2 separate regions of the Homo sapiens genome follow, and region 2 is linked to region 1. A link is an interaction called in ENCODE POLR2A ChIA-PET data of the cell type or tissue named here. Cell type or tissue: A673. All regions are shown on one strand.

Region 1 (8,000 bases):
CCGGGCATGGTGGCACATGCCTGTAATCCCAGCTAGTCGAGAGGCTGAGGCAGGAGAATAGCTTGAACCCGGGAGGCAGAGGTTGTGGTGAACTGAGATTGTGCCACTGCACTCCAGCCTGGGCAACAAGAGCAAAACTCCATCTCAAAAAAAAAAAAAAAAAAAAAAAAAAAAGATTAGGTGGGTGTGGTGGCTCATATCTATAGTTCCAGCTACTTGGGAGGCTAAGGCAGAAGGATCACTTGAGACTAGAAGTTCGAGGCTGCAGTGAGCTATGATTGTACCATTGCACTGCAGCCCGGGAGACAGAGTGAGACCTCATCTCTAAAAATAAATAAATATATAGTTTTAATGAACAATTATTATATATTTAAATAAACATTATATATTTAAAATTTGCATAAAAAAATAAATTATTTTTAAAGCAGTAATTTTTCTTTTTTTTGAGACAGACTCTCACACTGTCGCCCAGGCTGGAGTGCAGTGGCACAATCTCGGCTCACCGCAACCTCCGTCTCCCAGGTTCAAGTGATTCTTCTGCCTCAGCGTCCCGAGTAGCTGGGATTATAGGTGTGCGCCACCACGCCCGGCTAATTTTTGTATTTTTAGTAGAGACGGGGTTTCACCACGTTGGTCAGGCTGGTCTCAAACTCCTGACCTCGTGATACACCCTCCTCGGCCTCCCAAAGTGCTGGGATTACAGGCGTGAGCCACCGCACCCGGCCTAAAGCCATATTTTTACCCAACAGGAAACTCTGATTATGTAACAATATCATATCCAGGACCTGGGTTAAGACCAGCTAATTCTGGAGGGCTCAAGACTTCGGCACTCTCAGGCTTTGCTGCGAAGTCAGCAACGTCACCAAGTTTCTTCCAGATTCAGTGGAGGCTGGACTGCTTCCAGGCGTGAGGCAAATGTGTTCAGAAAGTCTCCTCAACCCAGCAGCCAGGAAGAACCTTAGTGAGACACATCTCTCCTCTGCCCAAGTTCTCAGAGGGCAACAGACTCCACCAGGGTCAAAGTCCCAGTCCCCACCACGGCTTTCGAGGCGGACGAGCTCTGACCCGTCTCCAGTCCCCACCACGGCTTTCGAGGCGGACAAGCTCTGACCCTCTCCCACAGTCTCCTCCTGGTCACTCTGAGCTTTCCCACTGGCCCATCCCGTCTCCCAGCCGGTCAACTGCTTGTACAAAACCGCACCCCACCTCTCCCCACTTCGATCCTTCTATGGCACTCTTCCCCACCAGATACTCTGTTGTATCTGGCACGTTTATTTTGTCTTCCAACTCACCTGTTGTCTCTCCTTTCTAGACCAACAGCCCCAGTCGGGCAGGCGTTTTGTCAGAGATCAGATCAGGACCTAGCAGCTAATGGACACTCAGCAAATGATCTCTTTCCTTTTTGTTTTGTCTCACTCTGTCACCTAGGCTGGAATGCAGTGGCACAATCCTAGCTCACCACAGCCTTGACTTCCTGAGCTCAAGGGATCCTCCCGCCTCAGCCTCCCAAGTAGCTGAAACTATCGGCATGTGCCACTACACCAGCTAATGTTTTCTTTTAAATTTTTTAGACATGGGGTTCAACTATTTCACCCAAGCTAGTCTCAAACTATTGGCCTCAACCACTTCTCCCACCTGACCCTCCCAAGTGCTGGGATTTTGGGTGTGAGCCACTGAACCAGGTGCACAGATGAATTTTAATGGTGCCCTGGAAACCCCCAGCCTCAAAAGTAAAAATCAGACCAGCTTGTGTGACAAACTGTCACAGTGCCCAGGAGTCAACACACTGGATATTTTAATGGTTGGTTTGCATTCTACTAAATGCATATGATGCTATTCCCTAGGAAAAGTCTCTGGGTGTCAGGTGTCAGCAGCACATGAAAGATCCTAAGCTGGATTTTTTCTCTTCGGTGACGTCAATTTTTTGCTCAGGTCTGAGACAGAATTGTGTACTTGGTCCCAAAATGGGGTTTGTTTGGATGCATGCTTTAAAAAATTTTTTTTCAACAAATTGCAAAAATGCAGAAAGTCTTATGCAGAAATATGAATTCCCAGTTGCTGTTGAATAAACAGGAGTTCATGCAGCACTAGGCTTGCCGTCCCAACAACCTGTCAGCCTCCAGGTGCCCCCGCCACACCTACCAGCCGCAGGTTCTTCACCACCACCTCACTGGCCAGCTCCTGCTCCTTGAGCTCCACCTTCAGTGCCCGCATGTCCTTGCGCAGCACACTCTCCTGTATGCGGTGCTCTTTCTGTGCCAGCTTCATGACTACAGTGCCCTCAGCCTTCATCTCTGTCAGGTTGTTCTGGTGCTCATATAGCAGGTGCTTCACTTTCTGCTTGTACACCTGCAGGGCAATGGGAGTACCATCTGCTCACCTGCACCACACCTCCTCACCTTTCCGTACCTGTGCACACCTGGTCACCCATAGCACACCTGTACCACACCTCCTCACCTGTCCATACCTGTACACACCTGGTCACCTGTACCACACCTCCTTACCTGTCCATCCATACCTGTACACACCTGGTCACCCATACCACACCTGCACCACACCTCCTCACCTGTCCGTACCCGTACACACCTGGTCACCTGTACCACACCTCCTCACCTGTCCATACCTGTACACACCTGGTCACCCATACCACACCTGTACCACACCTCCTCACCTGTCCGTACCCGTACACACCTGGTCACCTGTACCACACCTCCTCACCTGTACATACCTGTACACTCCTGCTCACCCACACCACACCTGTACCACACCTCCTCACCTGTCCATACCTGTACACACCTGGTCACCTGTACCACACCTCCTCACTTGTACATTCCTGTATACACCTGATCACCTGCACCGTACCTGTAACACACCTCACCTGTACATACCTGTACCCCCCTGCTCACCTGCACCACACCTGTACCACACCTTCTCACCTGTCCATACCTGTACACACCTGGTCACCTGTACACCTCCTCACCTGTAAATTCCCGTACACACCTGGTCGCCTGCACTACACCTGTACTACACCTCCTCACCTGTACATACCTGTAGACACCTGGTCACTTGCACCTACCTGCTCACCTGCACATACCTGCCCCACGTGCTCACCTCCCCACACCTCACCTGCACATACCTCCTCACCTGGCCACGCCTCCTCACCTGCACACACATGCTCACTTGCATCCACCTGCTCACTTGCATGCCTCACCTTTACACAGCTACACATGCCTGTTCACCTATGCAAACCTGTACACTTGAGGCACAGAGCAGGACACCAAGGCTGGGAGGTGAGGTGCATCCCCAGCTCATGGGGTATTAAGTGGCAGAGCTGAGTTGCAAACAGGCCAGTCTGCCCCCAGAGCCCATATTCCTTCCATGTTGTGGAGGCAGCATTTTAAACCCTCAGGACCTGCAGGGTCTCTCCCTCAGGCTTTTATAAAAAACACCTTTAAGGCTGTGACTCCCAAAGCCAAGAACAGAAAATGTCCCACCTGCACCCTCACTGGATCCAGCTCCTCTGGGGCTCTGTGGTGACCAGGTTAGCACGTGCAGGCCGGCCCCACTCACCTTGATCTCCACCTGGTGCCTCTCCTCGGCTTCTTCCATCTCCCGGTCTTTGTTCCGCAGCTCAGCCTTCTTCTCCTCCAGCTGCCTCCGTGTGATCTCCCAGAAGGTGTGGATCTTGTCCCGCTCCAGCTGGAAGTAGTTTCGTTCCTCCCGCTCGCGGTCCAGCTCCTCCCGGATGCGGCTGACATGCTCCTCCACCTGGCCAGGTGCAGTGGGTCAGGTGAGGCACTGAGCAGGGGCCCATGCACGGCAACGGGGCGTGTGGCCGGCGAAAGGCAAGGAAGAAAGAGGGAGGACTCAACTTCACCTAAAAATAAACAGCTAAATGTAAAAAGTTAAAATATAAGGCTAGGAAGCTCCGGAGACAGAATGCATTCAGCAGGTGGCAGAATTCTCTTCAATTTGGCCAATAATCATAAAATAACTAGATCCTTTCATCCATTCCTGAGAATTGATGCCTAAAAAATTTCTCAAAAGAAATATAAGAGCATCTTGCTCAAAGATATTACCCACACCATTATTACAACAGCAAAAATATCAAAAAGGAAATAACCTAAGACCAGTTTAAACAGGGAAATAAGCGAGGCGCGGTGGCTCTCGCCTGCAACCCCAGCACTCTGGGAGGCTGAGGTTGAAGGATCCCTCGCGCCCAGGAGCTGAAGACCAGCTTGGGCAACATAGCAAGACCCCATCTCTGCAAAAACTTTTTTTCATTAACTAGGCATGATGGCACGCACCTATAGTCTCAGCTACTGGGAGAGCTGAGGTGGGAGGGTCACTCAAGCTCAGGGGGTTGAGGCTGCGGTTAGTTATGATCATGCCACTACACTCCAGCCTGGGTGACAGAGTGAGAATCTGTCTCAAAAAATACACAAACAGCCAGGCATGGTGGCTCCCACCACTTTGGGAGGATCTTTTGAGCCCCAGAGTTGAACAGCCTAGGCAACATGGCAAAACCCTGTCTCTACAAAAAAAAAAAAAAAAAAAAATTAGCCAGGAGTGGTGGCACATGCCTATAGTCCCAGCTACTCAGAAGACTGAGGTAGGAGGATCGTTTGGACCTGGGAGGTCAAGGCTGCCGTGAGCCGTGATCACACCACTGCACTCCACCTGGGTGACAGAGCAGGACCCTGTCTCTAAACAATAAATAAATAAATATGGAAATGGTTGAAAAATTAGAGTATATCAACTAGGAGAAATATCACATTAACCCAAAAAAAATATGCAAATGATGTAGCAGCATTTAAACAAATTCATATCATAATGCTAAATGAAAAAAAATTCACCTTTGAAGATATAATGTTAAGCAAAAAATATACAAAACCAGTAGACTCTAAAATCTCAAGAGGGTTCAATTGCGAATCTGCAAATAGGTTAAAAAAAAATGTAGGACAGGCTTCCAGCTTTCTCGGGAGCTCATTTCCCTTAAGAATCAGTTACTGCCAGGCGCGGTGGCTCACACCTGTAATCCCAGCACTTTGGGAGGCAGAGACAGGCAGATCATGAGGTCAGGAGATCAAGGCCATCCTGGCTAACACGGTGAAACCTCGTCTCTACTAAAAATACAAAAAAATTAGCCGGGCGTGATGGCAGGCACCTGCAGTCCCAGCTACTGGGCAGCCTGAAGCAGCAGGATGGTGTGAACCCAGGAGGTGGAGCTTGCAGTGAGCCGAGGTCGCGCCACCGCACTCCAGCCTGGGCCACACAGCGAGATTCCGTCAGAATCAGTTACTTTTCGGGCACAGCCCCAGGCCACTTACTGTGAGCCTTTTTCTTTCTCAACACCACATTCCCCACAGGGAAAACACATTTCTCACCTCAAAAGAAGACAAGACAACGAGCAAACAAGAAGGAGCAGCAGGAGGGGTTCTGAGCCGAGGATGCCGGGCAGACATGAGGGAGACACGCACCCCCGAATCCAACCAGTGCCTCGGCACAACGACAAATGTCTTCACGTCACAGACCTTTAGAGGCTCCTGGGCAGAGCCTGAACCAGGGCTCCTGACTGGTCTGTTTGGCTCACATGGTGTTGAGATTTTGCCATCACTCAATATTCAGATTTCTTATAAATATCCAGATTTCCAGCTTCTCTTGGAAAATCAGAAAAAAACAGCACTGAACTCCTAGGCCCACAAGGCACTCCCCAGTGAACAGATGAAACTGTCCTCTGCTGCGGGGCAGGAGTCTCCAGGTCACCCCCATCCCTCCCCACCTGCCTGGACCCTGAAGAAGCCTTCTGAGTCTGTGGCTCAACGTGCGATGTGCAGTGCAAGGGCCTGCCCCGTAGCCTGCCCCGTAGGCTGCCCCATAGCCTGCCCCGTAAGCTGCCCCGTAGCCTGCCCCGTAGGCTGCCCCGTAGGCTCCATGGCCACTGCCCCACAAGGCCTGTCTCCACAGGAATGGGAAGCGGACAGGGAGACGGGCAGCAGCTCACATGCTGGGACAACGCAGTGTTCAATCCATTCTCCATCCAGCAGCTCCAGACATCTTTCCAGAACACAAACCTGACCCCATCACCTCTCTGCTTAGCCACTGGCTTAAACTGCCAATGGTTTGCCTGCATGTAAAATAAAGCCATTCTTTACCATTGTTCAAGGACCTCTGCCTAGCTCCAACTTCAGGTCATGAGACTCTTTCAGTCTCCTTCGTATTGATTTTTTATCTTACAACTATCAAAAGAAGGTAAGATTTATTAACAATAACACAGAGTTGACACAGCCCTCATGTCCCATGTCAGGTGCTCACAGGCAGTCGTCCATGAGGGCAGAGGCCAGAGGGTGCACCGTGCTTGCCACACACTGCCGTCTCCAGGAGCCTTTTAGGTAAAATTGTAATTATGTAATTATGTTCTGTAGCCCTTAACTACATCCAAATGAAGAAGAGACTTAAACTAACTCCTACAAAGAAACTATAAAAACATCACCTCCTCCCCAAAATAAGCAACAAGAAAAAGGCAGCCCTGATGCTGTTACTCCTTGTTGGGACTTTTATCAAAAACAATGAATGACTGGCCAGGCGTGGTGGCTCATGCCTGTAATCCCAGCACTTTGGGAGGCCGAGGCGAGTGGATCACGAGGTCAGGAGATCGAGACCATCCTGGCTAACACGGTGAAACCCCGTCTCTACTAAAAATACAAAAAAAAAATTAGCCAGGCGTGGTGGCAGGTGCCTGTAGTCCCAGCTACTCGGGAGGCTGAGGCAGGAGAATGGTGTGAACCCGGGAGGTGGAGCTCACAGTGAGCCGAGATCGCGCCACTGCACTCCAGCCTGGGCGACAGAGTGAGACTCCGTCTCAAAAAAAAAAAAAAAAAAAAAAAAAAAAATGAACGATTAATCAGATTCAGATGTGATTTGAAGTAAATCATCCTTCTTTCAAAAACTTCCTTTTTGACATAATGTTTAATGGTGAATAAAATAAAGGAGAATGCTACATGTGTGTTCTACGATAAGTCTATACACATCAGGTGCAAAAAAAGGGTAAGATTGAAAGAGAATACACGAAATTAAAAACAGCTTTTAGATCAGAAAAGCATGTCCTTCCACACTCCTACCACCCTGTTACAAAGCTCTTTCACAGGCTGCACTACCTTTCTGAAAAGACATGGTGCAGCCGAAAGCTTTGCCGCTGATGGGAATTATGGGCCACGCGGGGGGCGTGTTCTGGCTTGGACAGAAGGGTGGATCCACATGGCAAGATGGACACTCGGCGTAGGCACCCTGCGTGGTGCCCGCCCACGCCCACCCGGGGACTGGGCCACAGCCCGCTCTGCTCACCTGCTCCTTGCTCATGTCCTCTGGAGCGAGCCCATCGACAATCGGGGTGCCTTTGGCTTTGCCTTTCTTCCCTTTCTTTTTCGGTGCCTTTGGTGGAAATAATGGGGTAAGAGAGACTCTAACAGCTTCCCCTTCTTGGCTGGCTCTGATTTGCTCCCAGGAACATTTGGCAGAGAAGGTTCTGGAACCTCTCTCCCTTCTGCTCACCTGGAGCACATCATTGCCCTGAGTGTTCCCACCCTTTACCACACACACATCCTGTTGTTGCATTTGGAGAAGCACAAAGGAGAAACCTTCCTTTTGAGAAGGAGAACATTCCTTCTAGAAAAGAGAGGAGCCGGGCGTGGTGGCTCACGCCTGTAATCCCAGCACTTTGGGAGGCCGAGGTGGACGGATCACGAGGTCAGGAGATCAAGACCATCCCGGCTAACACAGTGAAACCCCATCTCTACTAAAAATACAAAAAAAAATTAGCCGGGCGTGCCGGTGGGCGCCTGTAGTCCCAGCTACTCGGGAGGCTGAGGCAGGAGAATGGCTTGAACCTGGGGCATGGAGTTTGCAGTGAGCCGAGATCACACCACTGCACTCCAGCCAGGACGACAGAGTGAGACTCCATCTCAAAAAAAAAAAAAAGAGAGGAAACCTAGCCAGGTGTG
Region 2 (8,000 bases), 99 kb after region 1:
GTCTTCGTACATCTCGCCCTCTTCCTCGGCCGTGGCGTCCTGGTACTGCTGGTACTCGGACACCAGGTCGTTCATGTTGCTCTCGGCCTCGGTGAACTCCATCTCGTCCATGCCCTCGCCCGTGTACCAGTGCAGGAAGGCCTTGCGCCGGAACATGGCCGTGAACTGCTCGGAGATGCGCTTGAACAGCTCCTGGATGGCCGTGCTGTTCCCGATGAAGGTGGAGGACATCTTGAGGCCGCGGGGCGGGATGTCACACACGGCCACCTTCACGTTGTTGGGGATCCACTCCACGAAGTAGCTGCTGTTCTTGCTCTGGATGGCCAGCATCTGCTCGTCCACCTCCTTCATGGACATGCGGCCCCGGAACACGGTGGCCACCGTCAGGTAGCGGCCGTGGCGCGGGTCGCAGGCGGCCATCATGTTCTTGGCATCGAACATCTGCTGGGTGAGCTCGGGCACGGTCAGGGCCCGGTACTGCTGGCTGCCCCGGGCTGTGAGGGGGGCGAAGCCGGGCATGAAGAAGTGCAGGCGCGGGAAGGGCACCATGTTGACGGCCAGCTTGCGCAGGTCAGCGTTGAGCTGGCCCGGGAAGCGCAAGGAGGTGGTGACTCCGCTCATGGTGGCCGATACCAGGTGGTTGAGGTCCCCGTAGGTGGGCGTGGCCAGCTTGAGGGTGCGGAAGCAGATGTCGTAGAGCGCCTCGTTGTCGATGCAGTAGGTCTCATCCGTGTTCTCCACCAGCTGGTGGATGGACAGCGTGGCGTTGTAGGGCTCCACCACCGTGTCTGACACCTTGGGTGAGGGCACGACGCTGAAGGTGTTCATGATGCGGTCGGGATACTCCTCACGCACCTTGCTGATGAGCAACGTGCCCATGCCGGAGCCCGTGCCGCCCCCCAGCGAGTGGGTCAGCTGGAAGCCCTGCAGGCAGTCGCAGTTTTCACACTCCTTCCGCACCACATCCAGGACCGAATCCACCAGCTCCGCCCCCTCCGTGTAGTGACCCTTGGCCCAGTTGTTGCCGGCCCCACTCTGACCTGTACAGGGAGAAGAGGGGTAAGAGACAGGGGCCAGGGACTCTGCAGTCCAGACCTCCAGCCCCTGCCTGAACATCCCAAGGGCAGCCGTGGCAGCCCCATGCCTGTTCTGTCTTCTGTAAAGTAGGCCCCACTGAGCACCCCTTCTCATACCCGCCGTGGCTTCCCTGAGCCGATGCTGCTGAGTGCTCAGGACGAGGGCTCTGGACAGAGTCTTGAGAACTTGGGGTCACAGCAGAGCGAGGCTCTGCCTCCTGAGGGGATCCTGGGTGAATGGATCAGCCCTCCTGCTCCAGCATACCTTCCTTCCGACTGGCAGTGCCAGGAGCCCAAACAGCCACCCCAGAATCCCTGGCAGCTGGGGGCTGGATGCGAGTTGGCATCTACCAGCTGGATGTGCTGCGGTCGGGAAGGCAGAAGTGAAGCGAGGCCCTCCTGTTTCTGTGGCGCGTCCACGGCCCCGCCCCAGGACACAGACATGGGAACGTGGCATCCACGGCCCCGCCCCAGGACACAGGCATGGGAACGTGGCATCCACGGCCCCGCCCCAGGACACAGGCATGGGAACGTGGCATCCACGGCCCCGCCCCAGGACACAGGCGTGGGAACGTGGCATCCACGGCCCCGCCCCAGGACACAGGCGTGGGAACGTGGCATCCACGGCCCCGCCCCAGGACACAGACGTGGGAACGTGGCATCCACGGCCCCGCCCCAGGACACAGACGTGGGAACGTGGCATCCACGGCCCCGCCCCAGGACACAGACATGGGAACGTGGCATCCACGGCCCAACCCCAGGACACAGGCATGGGAACGTCCTGATCTCTTGACCGCAGCAAGGCCTCGTGCTCCTGGACCCCGGAGTCCTCTGGAGGCCCCGTTCTGTCTCACCAGCTCTCTAGCAATTCTGTAAGCTTCTGTCTGCTTTACACTTCATTCCACTTGAAATGCATGAGTGGTTTCTGTTCTCCCCACAGAACCCTTTCTCTGGGCCTCCAATGCCCAGCTGTAAAATGGAGAGATGAGTTCCCACCATTCAGGATCATGTGAGGAGCTGACCATTCCTTGTTTCTCACAGCCGTCCCCGTCCACCGACCTGGGCTTGCCTGTGATGGGGTCTGCCATCAGAGCTTGGAGCAGGGGGAACTTACCAAAGATGAAATTGTCAGGCCTGAAGAGATGTCCAAAGGCCCCTGAGCGGACACTGTCCATGGTTCCGGGTTCCAGGTCCACCAGAATGGCTCGAGGCACGTACTTGTGAGCTGAGGGGAGAGAGGGGCTCGGTGATTCGGGTCACAGAGGGCCAGAGCCTCTCCCTCATTCTTTCTGAATTCTGTGCCCGCCTGCCATCCTCCTGCTCACATCCTAAGAGCCTGTACTCTGAAGTCAGAGTCCTGGACCAAAGGCAAGCTTCAGCAACTTTCTTCACCCTTAAGCCTCACTGTGTTTAAGGACGGAGCAGGACAGGACGGAGCAGGACAGGCAGGATTCAGTCAGACGTCCACCAGATGCAGGGGCTCGTGTCTGCACTCCCAACACTTTGGGAGGCCAAGGCAGGTGGATCGCTTGAGTCCAGGAGTTCGAGACCAGCCTGGGCAACATATCGAGACTGTCTCTATTAAATTAAATAAAATTTTAAATCACATGTCCATGTGGGCAGGTGGGTGTATCACCACTTTGATATGGAAATCACTTCACACCAGTTGCTAAAGAGCCCCTGACTAAGCCCTCCAGGTGACCCCTTCTCTAGGCCCTCTTATGGCCTCCAAAGTCTCTGGCCTGCCCCATCCCTGTCTGTGCCCCTGGACACGCACAGGCCCTCATGGCACTAATATGTTTGGCTCTCACTTTTGTGACTGTGATTTATTGTCTGTTCTGTGCGTCTGGATGCCTGACATCCAGTTACGCCTGCTGGCATCTCAGCCAACCTAACCCATGGGAGGACAGAGATGCTGAGAGCTGGTGAGTCCAGGTGCTGAGACCTGGTCAGTCAGACGCTGAGACCTGGTCAGTCCAGGGCTGGGATAGGGAGGCTGGGGCAGGCACTCACAAGAGGCCTCGTTGTAGTAGACGCTGATCCGCTCCAGCTGCAAGTCCGAGTCGCCCACGTAGTTGCCGCTGGGGTCGATGCCATGCTCATCACTGATGACTTCCCAGAACTGCAAACAAAGTGGGAGAGGGGGGGTCGGCACCGGCCCATAGCCCCAGCCAGGCCCTTTCCCTTGTGAAGCCTTTTAGCCCTCACTACAAAATTAGGGCTTTTGACCCACGGCCTCCACGAGCCCCATTCAGAAGAGAGCCCCACACTCTGTTACCTGTCAGAAAATTGCCATAATAAATATGCACCTCCACACCTACACGTCCAGGCCGACCACAGCCCCAGGGTGGGCCAAGGTTCAACAGACCCACACCCAGGTCCCCAGGCCCAGCTGTGCAGCTGCTGGCAAGGGCCTGGAGCAGCGGATTCCTCCATGAAGGGCATTGGTAATAAACACCTTGAGGGTTAGTTTTTACTATCCCCTCTTTTCAGGAAAGGGAACTGAGACACAGAGCGGGTAGAGACACCCACAGTAGCTGGCAGAGCAGGGTTCAGAGGCCCAGAGCTCAGGATCGCTTTTGGCTGCTACACCTGCCCCTCCATGGGAGAGCAAACCATGTCCAGTGATGGTGCCAGGACATTACTGGCCTCAGCTGACGGGACTCACAGGGACTCTGAGAGCCAGTCTCATCGGGGACCCCCAGCTGGGTCTGCAGAAGGGTCCTTGGGGTCCCAAATGGGAAGCGACTTGCCTGAGGTCACCCAGCCTGTCCGTGTGAGGCTGGCATCGTCTCAGCTCCCAGGGGTCGTCCTCTCTCTACCTGCCACCTCCACCTCTCTCCCCCTAGAGCAGGTGCCTGCAGTGCTTCTCGGACTCTGCTCCCATGACAGCTGCCGAGCGGAGCCTAGACTCAGGGGCTGGGCCTGCTGGGTTCACAGACGCTTCCCTCACCCTTCCCAGCTGTGTGACCTTGCACAGGTCACTAGGATTCCGTGTCTCAGTGTCCTCATCTGTACAATGGGCACGATGACAGGAGGTCTTTTTGAAATGAAAGTGGGTTAATCTGTGTGAGGCATATAAATGGTATATGGCAAACGTAGAACTATCTATCTGTGTGCACACGGAGAACCACACCCCTGGGTGAGAGCAAGCCCTTCAGGGAAGTTGCCACCTCATCGTGGGACACGCTCTGATGGCCGAGGCCGCTGCGTCTGGGAGCAGTGTCTGCAGGCAGCAGGCCTCCTGGGACACACGCTGGGAGGCTTCCCAGGGCTGCCTGACCTCTCCCAATGCCCCTTGCCCTTACTCCTCAGGAGTGACTTTTAGATGAGCTGACGGGTATGAAGGCCTCAAGAAACAAGGGGCTCTACATGTGAGTCATGTGCTGCAGAAGATTCCTCAAGAAAAAAGCAGGTTAGAAAACAATTTGGTGGGGCCGGGCACAGTGGCTCATGACTGTAATCCCAGCACTTTGGGAGGCTGACGTGGGAGGACCCCAGGAGTGTAGACAAAGATGCGCTTTGGAATGGAGACACAGGAGATGTGTTTTAAGATGCCTCTAGTAGGCCAGGTACAGTGGCTCATGCCTGTAATCCCAACACTTTGGGAGGCCGAGGCGGGTGGATCACGAAGTCAGGAGATCGAGACCATCCTGGCTAACATGGTGAAACCCCGTCTCTACTAAAGATACAAAAAATTAGCCGGGAATGGTGGCGGGTGCCTGTAGTCCCAGCTACTCGGGAGGCTGAAGCAGGAGAATCACTTGAACCCAGGAGGTGGAGCTTGCAGTGAGCTGAGATCATGCCATTGCACTCCAGCCTGGGCGACAGAGTGAGACACCATCTCAAAAAAAAAAAAAAGATGCCTCTCGTAAAGGGGTGACTTTAGTGGAAACTGCTGTGCAGGAGGCAGGACTGGGTGGTAGCAAGCATGAGAAGCATGAGTCTAGGAATTCATATCAAGACCCCATCTCAAAATAAATAAATAAATAGAGGCCAGGTGCGGTGGCTCACGCCTGTAATACCAACAATTTGGGAGGCTGAGGTGGGCAGATCACCGGAAGTCAGGAGTTCGAGACCAGCCTGTCTCTACTAAAAATACAAAAATTAGCCAGGGGTGGTGGCTCACACGTTCCAGCTACTCCGGAAGCTGAGGCAGAAGAATTGCTTGAACCCAGGAGACGGAGGTTGCAGTAAGCCAAGATTGCACCACTGTACTCCAGCGTGGGCGACAGAGTGAGACTCTGTCTCATAGAATAATAATAAATAAATAGAAACAAAACCACTCATAGCTGGGCACGGTGGCTCACCCCCATAATCCCTGCACTTTGGGAGGCAGAGGCGGGTGGGTCACGAGGTCAGGAGTTCGAGACCAGCCTGGCCAACATAGTGAAACTCCATCTCTCCCAAAAATACAAAAATTAGCCAGGCATGGTGGCGCGCACCTGTACTCCCAGCTACTCGAGAGGCTGAGGCAGGAGAATTGCTTGAACCCAGGAGGCAGAGGTTGTGGTGAGTCGAGATCGCGCCACTGCACTCCAGCCTGGGCAATAGTGCGAGACTGTCAGAAAGAAAGGAAGGAAGGAAGGAAGGAAGGAATGAAGGAAGAAAGAAAGGAAAGAGAGAGAGAGAGGAAGGAAGGAAGGAAGGAAGGAAGGAAGGAAGGAAGGAAGGAAGGGGAGAAAACTGCTTGTGCCAGGCACGGTGGCTCACGCCTGTAATCCCAGTACTTTGGGAGGCTGAGGCAGTGGATCATCTGAGGTCAGGAGTTCAAGACCAGCCTGGCCAACATGGCAAAACCCTGTCTCTACTAAAAATACAAAAATTAGCCAGGCGTGGTGGCGAGCACCTGTAATCCCAGCTGCTTGGGAGGCTGAGGCGGAGAATCACACGAACTCGGGAGGTGGAGGTTGCAGTGAGCTTATGTCATGCCACTGCACTCAAGCCTGGGCAACAGAAGGAAACACCGTCTCAAATAAAAGAAAGAAAGAAAACTGCTTGTGGGTGCTTCTCTATGCGTGGGTGCCTCTGGTAGATGTGTGGAAGGCTGTGCCTGGGGAGGGGCCCCAGACTGGGAGGAGCTTCTTCTCACGGGTGCCCTGTGGTCTTGTTGAGATTTTCTCACGTGCACACGGTAGCTTTTCAAAGAAAATTTGTTAAAAATAAATGTTTTTAAAACCTTAAGAATAAACATAGTGTAATTATTGTAACGCGGACAGCATGGACATGGACCACCTCTGCTAACAGTGTCTCGGGATGCCCGTTCACCCTGAGACTGTTATCAGAGGTGCCCGTTCACCCTGAGACTGTTATCAGAGGTCATCTCTCCACAAAGGTCAGGGGTGGATTTCTTTCCATCTTTTGTGCATTTTTGTTATTGCTAAGTTTTATTCTTTTTGCGTTAAATTTTTAAATTACAAAAATGATTCAGGCTGGGTGTGGTGGCTCATGCCTATAATCCCAGCACTTTGGGAGGCTGAGGCAGGCAGATCACTTGAAGTCAGGAGTTCAGGACCAACCTGGACAACAGGGCAAAACCCTGTCCCTACTAAAAATACAAAAATTAGCCGGGCGTGGTAGCGCGCACCTGTAATTTCAGTTGTTTCAGAGTCTGAGACACGAGAATCGCTTGAACCCAGGGGGCAGAGGTTGCAGTGAGCTGAGATCAAGCCACTGCACACCAGCCTGTGGGACAAGAGTGAAACCCTATCTTAAAAAAAAAAAAAAAAAAGGCCGGGCGCGGTGGCTCACGCCTGCAATCCCAGCACTTTGGGAGGCCAAGGCGGGTGGATCACGAGGTCAGTAGTTCGAGACCAGCCTGACCAACATGGTGAAACCCCATCTCTACTAAAAATACAAAAATTAGGCCAGACGCAGTGGCTCACGCCTGTCTGTGGTCCTAGCACTTTGGGAGGCCGAGGTGGGCGGATCATGAGGTCAGGAGATCGAGACCATCCTGGCTGGCACAGTGAAACCCTGTCTCTACTAAAAATACAAAAAATTAGCCAGGCGCGGTGGCGGGCACCTGTAGTCCCAGCTACTTGGGAGGCTGACTCAGGAGAATGGCGTGAACCTGGGAGGCGGAGCTTGCAGTGAACCGAGATTGTGCCACCGTGCTCCAGCCTGGGCAACAGATAGAGACTCCGCCTCAAAAAAAAAAAAAAAAAATTAGCCAGTGTGGTGACGGGTGCCTGTAATCCCAGCTACTCAGGAGGCTAAGGCAGGAGAATTGCTTGAACCCAGGAGGTGGAGGTTGCAGTGAGCCGAGATCACTCCACTGCACTCCAGCCTGAGTGACAGAGTGAGACTCCATCTCAAACAAACAAACAAAAAAATCAGCTGGCCATGGTGGCTCATATTTATAATCCCAGCAGTTTGGGAGGCCAAGAGAGGTGGATCACTTGAGTCCAGGAGTTCAAGACCAGCCTGGGCAACATGGTGAAACCCTGTCTCTACCAAAAAACAAAAAAATTAGTTGGGCATGGTGACGCATGCCTATAGCCCCAGCTACTCAGGAGGCTGAGGTGGGAGGATCACTTGAGCCAGGGGGGTGGAGGTTGCAGTGAGCCTAGATCATGCCAGTCCAGGCGACAGAGTAAGAGCCTGTCTCAAAAAAAAAATACAGAAAGGTCCCTGAGGCATTTGGGGCTTGTCCAAGCTTCCCACCTACTGCTTGCCTCCCTAACACTCTCTTTGAGGATCCCCCATTAATTTAGTTGCTGGCAGTCCACTTGAGTCGGGGACCTTGCTCCCCAAAGCACTGGGACACCCCAAATTTATGGTTCCAGGGAACCCACAACCACCAGCCCCTGTAAAGGAGGGGTGGAGAGAGTAACACATCTATGGGAAGTCCTCTGCAGAGCGAGGCACAGGGCAGCAGGAGCAATGGAGCAGAGTGGATTCAAGACCCAGCACGAGCACAGC

What was found. Peaks named below come from ENCODE experiments on the same cell type or tissue, not always from the same donor. Only the 100,000 strongest peaks of a DNase experiment are listed, where the experiment ranks them.
Region 2: POLR2A ChIA-PET joins it to region 1 with 28 read pairs; 15 of 35 experiments call an interaction of 5 or more read pairs at or near these places.

What each region holds. Positions count from the first base shown.
Region 1 is chr16:90,027,067-90,035,066 of GRCh38, reverse strand. It overlaps DRC4 (dynein regulatory complex subunit 4), which reads right to left. Exons shown (of 11, transcript NM_001481.3): 2 at 7,345-7,431; 3 at 3,571-3,768; 4 at 2,143-2,349. GAS8-AS1 (GAS8 antisense RNA 1) reads left to right here and starts at 5,166. Exons shown (of 1, transcript NR_122031.2): 1 at 5,166-6,168. In A673, no CTCF peak of the experiment used is centred here; a DNase peak (open chromatin) is centred at 1,916.
Region 2 is chr16:89,927,769-89,935,768 of GRCh38, reverse strand. It overlaps TUBB3 (tubulin beta 3 class III), which reads right to left. Exons shown (of 4, transcript NM_006086.4): 2 at 3,090-3,198; 3 at 2,191-2,301; 4 at 1-1,040. Among named protein-coding and RNA genes, the nearest start is that of TUBB3, 8.4 kb to the right of the region's middle. In A673, no CTCF peak of the experiment used is centred here; no DNase peak of the experiment used is centred here.